Linked DNA regions of Homo sapiens: region 1 is linked to region 2. Evidence: chromatin contacts called from ENCODE Hi-C or POLR2A ChIA-PET data. All regions are on one chromosome and are shown on one strand. The core of a region is the stretch at or near the end of the contact, and the rest is flanking DNA. Distances in the headings are between cores, read along the strand shown. Region 1 has its middle 23 kb from the start of ZFP36L1. Region 2 holds the start of RAD51B-AS1 (RAD51B antisense RNA 1).

Region 1 (3,238 bases), core at 516-3,015, 130 kb before region 2:
TGGGGTGGGGGTGCACACAGCAGGCTGGAGCTGAGACTGGGGCGGGGAGGGTGTACTCCACCTACCTGCCCTCCAGGGTGCTTGGCGCCTCCTAGGGCAGGCTGGCCTCTTTGTGCCATGCCCCACAGAGCATTGCAGTGATCCTAGTGCAGAGCACATAGTAGGTGCTTAAAAATGCTCATTGGAGAAACAGCTGGATCCTGGACTGCAGGAGGGAGGAGATGGCACACTGAGGGCATTGATGGGTAGATGGTAACATCATGTCTGTTCATCATTACTCAGCAGACCTGGTTCCATCAGATGTGACTGCCCTTCAGGCCTTACAGAAGGTACCTACATAAATCTGCTCAGGCAAAGAGAAGTTTGTGGGCTGTGGGCACCTGGCTGGGGTTCCTCAAGGTGGAGCATTCTTCTTGGCACTGACGGGGGTAGCTAAGATCTGAGCATGCAGGCAGGCCCTCTTCTCCCCTGGATGCTGCCCTTCTGAGGAGGCAGCTCTGTGGGTACCAGAGGCATGGGCCTAGGAGGCTGTGACCCCCTGCCTGGCCCCCTACCAGTCTCTGCTTCTACAGACAGGGTCTGCATCTTACCTGCTCCTCCTGCCAGTTCCAGTCCCCTCCCCATTCCCCTCAGGACCTCATCCCTCCTCCTGGCCTCAGCTTAAGGGTTTCCTCAGAGAGGTCTTCCTCAAGAACCTTCCCATCCCAAATCTAAATGAGTGCCCCATTTATATATGTTCTCTGAGCACCTGATTCTTTTCCTTCATAGGAATTTGAAAGTCTTTTCAAATGGAATCTTATATTTCTTTCTAGGTGATTTGTTGAAACAAGTCTGTCTCCTCCGTTAGACTAAGCTCCGCGAGGGGTGAGAAAGTTGTTCCGTCCACTCGTCCTCCGGGGCTAGCAGGACATATTCTGTATTAAATGAGTAGATGACAGAAACCCCGTGAGAGAAAGAGTGAGCCGAGCCAGTGGTTCTCTAAGTGTGGCTCCAGGACCAGCGGACCAGCAGCTCAGCATCGCCTGAGGATTTGTTAGAAATGCAAATTCTCTGACTTGGTTGGGGGACCCAGCAATCCGGGTTTGAAAGAACTGTCCAAGGGGGGATTCCTGTGCACACTGAAGTTTGAGAACCACCGAAGGCGGCAAATCCCCTGCTGTTGGGTGAGTGTGCACTGTGGCAGCTTTGGTGACCTGTAAGAGGAACCATGGATGAGCAAACCCCACCTTCAAATGTAGCAAAGGGCAGAGAGAGGGTGGACACGTCACCCAGACCCCCAAAAGGGGCCCAGACGTGTTGTTCGGCGAGCTGGCCACTGGAGGGCAGTGTGGCCACGTCCATCGTGCTGCCTCCGAGGGCTTCCGGGGGAGAGCGGCCGCGGGAGGACGGGAACGAAGCCGTAGCGAGAACCTCGCCCCACGCCGCAGCCTCCTGCAGCAGCGTCGGCTCGCCGGCCCCTTGCGTTCCGAGCCGCCCAGGGAGCTCAGCCGCCGCAGCCCCGGCCCCTGTGTCTCCCCTCGCGGGCCGGGCCTGGTGTGCACGTCTGGATGGCCTCGGGCCTGGAAGGTTTGCGAGGCCCCGGGAGCCGCAGACCGCGCCGGGGAGGAGATCCCGGCAGGCCGGCCGGGGCAGAGCGCCAAGGAGGGCGGCGGAACCTTGGCTGTTTCCCGGGAGGCCAAGGGCAGCCTTCCCGCGTGATCCGCGCGCTGCCGAGCGCGTCGGCCATCTTGGCGGCCTCGCCCGGGCCCCGCGCCCGGCCCGGCTTGGTTCTCGCTCGCGGCTGAGCAGACGCCGGGGTGGCGACGGGAGAGCCCGACCGCGAAGCTCGGCCGCAGGAGTGCGTGGGCGTCGCAGAAGCCCAGGAGAGCCCTGGACCTTGGTAGCTTCCCGGGGGTGCTGGGAAACGCCACCCCAGTAGCCGCCAGGAAGGCAGGCCTGAGCCTCCGAGCCTCAAGTGAATTGGATGGTGCCAGTCGCCCTTCTTCTTTTTGCCCCATATTCAAAGAGCGGGAAGTCAGAGGGCGTTAAAGTAGGTCACAGCGGTCAGCAGGTTTTTGTGGGGCAGGCAAGTGGCAGGGTCCAAGGCCAGGCGTAGTATCTGGTTGCCTAAGATGCTTGGGCAACTCCTTCACCGGGCACACCAATCTCCGAGCCAGAGGTCAGGGACTGGCCCCGCGGAGCTGGCTGCAGGCGGCCGATGCATTCCAGTCCCTGACCACCATGGGGACTTGAGGTGCCATTCTGAGGAGCCCCAGGCCCCACCACGCCTGTTGCCTCTGTCTAGAGTAGTTCACACATGGATGCTGTCTCTCTGGTACTTGGGTGTTTCTCAGGTTCCAGAACATCCGTTCATCTTACCAGTCCTTCAAGGTTCAGCTTAAAGATCAGCTCCACCAGGAAGCCTTCCTGGATTTCCCCTCTTAGTTTCCAACAGAATCCGTCTCTTCCGTTCTCTGCCCACCTTGAGTAGCAGTAGCTTCAGCTGTAGACTCTCCTGTTTTTCCCTTACAGTCTTTGTTGCTGCATCCTCTTTCACTGAATTGTTGATGTGAGACCCTAGACTCTCTTGTTTTTTCGTTACAGTCTTTGTTGCTGCATCCTCTCTCACTGAATTGTTGAATTGTGAGACCCTGTGAGGGTCGGCACCCTGTGATACTGGCCAGGAAAGGGTTGTTGCAAGGGGATCATGGGATTGTTGAATGGGTTTTGATCTGGATTTTGATGTTGGAAATCAAGTTCCCAAATGTTTTCAACCTTGGGTAAAGGAACATGTAATGGTGTTTTTTAAGGCTGTCATGGAATCCTTTTGTGTGTTTAATTGCTTTGTTATTTTAGTAGAAATGTCAGGGTGTCAGAGGAACAAAAGCCATGGGTCTGAGCCCAAGCAAGAAGACAAACCACTGAGCCCGTGCTGGGTGCTTCCTCTGCGTGGCCTCAGGGTCAGGGCCTGTCAGATGGAATGGCAGGCTGCGGGTCCAGCCCCAAGGTCCAACCAAGGAAGCTCCTGGGGCCTTGGCCGAGCTTGAGGCTGTGATTTCAGACTCCTCGCTGGTCTAGGTCGGTATTTCAGAGGAGGCAAAAGAGAAAGTGCCTTCACAGCCTTGGAGAAGACTGGGAGCTAAAGGAGACATCCTTGCTTTTTCCTTTTAAAATAATAAGCCAAATGTTCTCCCATGAAGGACTCCAGAAAACCCCGTTCATGCCTCACCCACAGATGATTTGCTGAATGCTCATTAAG
Region 2 (3,441 bases), core at 419-2,918:
AGCCAAAAGGCGGAAACAACCAAGTGTCCATCACAGATGAATGGATGAACAAAACGTGCTACATGCACACACACACACACACACGCACGCATGCACCTGCACACGCACACACACACATGCACCTGCACATGCACACACAATGGAATAGTATTCAGCCTTCAAGAGGAATGAAATTTTGACACATGCTACAACATGGATGAAACTTGAGGACATTGTGCTAAGTGAAACAAGCCCGTCACACAAGAACCCTGCGTGACTCCACGTATGCAAGGTACTTAGAGTAGTCAAAATCATAAAGATGAAAAGGAGAATGGTAGTTGCCAGGGGCTGTGAGGAGGGGAAAGAGGAGTCAGTGTTTAATGGGCACAGAGTTTCAGTTTGGAAAGATGAAAAAGTTCTGGAGAGAGATGACGGGGAAGCTTATACAACGATGTGAATGTACTTAATGCCACTGAATTGTACACTTAAACATGGGTAAAATGGTAGCTTTTACGTTAGGTATATTTTACCAGGATAAAAAGTTTTTTGTGTTTGAAAATATACCCTCTAATAGACTCAGAGTTGCTGACAGGCCCTCTCCATGGGTTGATGTAACCGTCTCCTTACCTCAAGACGAGGTTGACCCATCCAAGATTGGAGGGAACTTATCCTATTTTCAGATTATTTCCAGGGAAGGGAGCCCATGACATTATTAGGCAATCTTTTCCAGTGTCTCAAAACCCCAGACATTCTGGGTACCAGACCTTTCCTGCTGCACCTGAAGTTGATTTTCCTTGGTCAGTAAGTGCTTTGTCAGGCCACAGACTTTTCATGCACTCAAAGGCTCTAGTTACACCATCCCTAGCGTAGATCTGATGGTGCCAAGTAACAAGCCAGCAAGTGGACTTTGGAGGCCCAGCAAGCCTCCCTGTCTCACAGGCTTCTCATCAGTATAATGGATAAACAGTGCGAGGCTTGGATTCCTAAGCAGTCCTGGGACACAGGCCCCGCCAGGCCCTGGCAGGTGAAGAGCCTACCATTTCTCACTTCATTTAGGATGTATAATAGTTTGTTGGACGCTAGAACTGTACCCTTTCAGATCTGTGTCTTTACTTTTCAGCTGGAGGCCTCTTGCTGACAGGGTAGCGTTTCCCAAAGACACGGGAGCTGAGCTGGTGAGTCATTTCAACAGCCCTTACACTCTCCTCTGACCAGAGACCACATGACATATTAATCAGCTGCTTGAAAGGTATACCTGGCAGGCATGTTTCCTGCAGCCTGGAAGATGCTGACCTCGTCAGCTTTGAAACATCAAAGGGCTAACAAGAGAACAACAGGCTGAGAAAGACCTCATCACCTGGGTGCCTGTTGACCGCAGCCTTGTAAGGCCCAACACAGCTGAGATGTGCTGTCTGGAGCTCGGAGGAAGTGGAGCTTTTTCTGCTGTGAGGACCCGCCTTCAGCCCCCTTTTGGGGCACAGGAAGGGGAGGGAGTGAGCCTAAATTGTGGCCCCATGCTTAGTGACTCAGATGTTACTGCTACCACAAAGGGAAATTCATGTGGGGGTGGACATCTCCAGAGACCTCACTCACCTGTGATTTGGGGGATAATAGCATCACTCATGTGTTCACGTGCCAGGCCTGTCACCCCGGAACATTAGTCAAAGGGCTGTGTTGACAGTGATTTCAACTCTTGAATTATACGAAGGACCTGGCCGCAAGAAGGCATTGAGCCCCGAGGAGGACAACAGGCCTCAGGTACTTCATGTGATTAAAGCTGAGACAAGGGGAGTCCCATGGGTCAGTCCTGTAACTGGGGTCTGATATACACTAGTGATAGGCATTAGCATAGTTTGCACATTATATGATAGTCTTGGTCCTTTTCATTTCCTGATAAGCTGGAATGTCTGACAGAGTAAATTCCAGATGCCCTTGTGGAATTCTCATTACGATCATGTTGCTAAGGAACTGTCTTCTACCTGTATGCAATTTGGAAATACTATTAATAGTATTAACATGGAGTTTTGCAGTGTGTGGGTTTATTTCTTATTGTATTTATAATCACCCCCACCACTACCTTCCCACCGCTGGCTCACCATCTGAGGAGCTGGCATCAGGAAACTCAAGAAAGAAGGAAGGAAGGAAGGAAGGAAGGAAGGAAGGAAGGAAAGAAGGAAGGAAGGAAGGGAAAGGTTGTCCAGGCTTCACAGGAAGAACTGCATTTGTATTATTCTGTATTGAATTCTCAGGACCTCCACATTGCAGGCATCTAGAGGCTCCAATTAATAGTTGATAAATCTTGAAGGGAGGAAAAAATAGTCACAGAAAGTTCACTTGAGTGACCTGAAATTCTATAGCAATTTAGCCAGGGAGCCGGGAGGAGAATATGCCCTTCCAACTTGCAGGCCAGCTCTCTGCAGGAAGCCAGGCAGCTCTCCCAGGGGAAGCAGTGGCCAGGGCAAGCATGGGTCTTGAAGCTCAGGACTGGCTTTAGGACTCTGGCTCAGACAAGATGGGTGGCTCAAAGGTATTGAAGGGCTAGGTAGGGCCCTGAAAATTGGGCCTTTCTGCAGCAATCATCAGGGAGACTAATGGTCCTGGGCTAGGGAAGGAGTCTTCTTGGCCCAGAATGGCCAAGCAGCCAAATATTAGAGCACCTCCAGGGAGGTGTCCCTGGAAAGGGTCCTCCCCCAGTCAGCTCCTGCGGAGTGCAGGCAGGTTTGGGGGTCTCTCCTCTAGGAGAGATCCAGGGAGCTTGAGAGCAAAAGTGACAATGTGCCTGCCTTCTTCCTTCTCTGTAGGGCTCTGTTCTCTTTCTTCTTTTTTGAGGCAGGATCTTTTGCTTTATTGTCCAGGTTGGAGTGCAGTGGCATGATCACGGCTCACTGCAGCCTCAGCCTCCTGGGCTCAAGCAATCCTCCCACCTCAGCTTCCTGAGTAGCTGAGACCATGCCTGGCTAATTTTTAAGTTTTTTTGTAGAGACGAGGTCTCATTGTGTTGCCCAGGCTGGTCTTGAACTCCTGGGCTCAAGCAATTCTCCCACCTCAGCCTCCCAAAGCACTGGGATTATAGGCGTGAGCCACTGTGTCTGGCCTGCTCTCTTTCTTAAGGAGAAGGCTTCTGTTATTTTTTGGTCAATTGGGTGCAGAAAGCCTGTTCCCCATGGACAACCCTTGAGGGGGTCAGAATGTCAGCAGAAGGGAAAGGATGGCTTTCCAAGAGTGTTCTGTGCTTGGGCATAACCGTCTCTTGTGTCCTGCTCCTGAGAGCCATGAGACTAAGAGCATGGGACAGAGGCAGTGACTGAACTGGGCTTGAGAACACCTTTGTTTGCTGGGCCTGTTTTCCTACCAAGAGCCTGTCAGCCCGGGTTTTGGAAGGCCAATCCAGGAGAATACGGGAGGTTGCAGGCAGCTCTGACCAGCCTGTCTCTCCCCACCCCTTGTTTCAGACCTCTCCAG

Evidence for each region. A loop is a pair of places that touch in the nucleus more often than their neighbours do. ChIA-PET counts read pairs that join two places held with the same protein, here RNA polymerase II (POLR2A). Pooled maps may share reads with other maps.
Region 1: a map of B cell shows a loop between it and region 2 (15-fold over the local background). The contact joins the enhancer-like site here to the promoter of RAD51B-AS1 in region 2. A Hi-C loop is called at or near these places in 4 of 168 maps with a recorded cell type or tissue (B cell, CD4-positive, alpha-beta memory T cell, OCI-LY7 and 1 more), 16 of 37 single-sample maps with no recorded cell type and 15 of 50 pooled maps. POLR2A ChIA-PET finds 5 or more read pairs at or near these places in 15 of 52 experiments (B cell, BJ, CD4-positive, alpha-beta T cell and 11 more).

What each region holds. Positions count from the first base shown.
Region 1 is chr14:68,814,943-68,818,180 of GRCh38, reverse strand. No RefSeq gene overlaps it. Among named protein-coding and RNA genes, the nearest start is that of ZFP36L1, 23 kb to the right of the region's middle. RefSeq lists enhancers at 1,074-1,123, 1,224-1,273, 1,148-1,887, 1,904-2,133, 2,214-2,433 and 1 more and a silencer at 1,374-1,763. Within about 2 kb of position 1,765, at least 41 of the 41 ENCODE cell types and tissues checked have a DNase peak (open chromatin) inside an H3K27ac peak, as active enhancers do; they include B cell, CD4-positive, alpha-beta T cell, OCI-LY7 and 2 more, where a contact is called at or near this core.
Region 2 is chr14:68,683,667-68,687,107 of GRCh38, reverse strand. RAD51B-AS1 (RAD51B antisense RNA 1) reads left to right here and starts at 1,668. Exons shown (of 4, transcript XR_007064220.1): 1 at 1,668-1,737. RefSeq lists enhancers at 1,331-1,380, 2,964-3,441.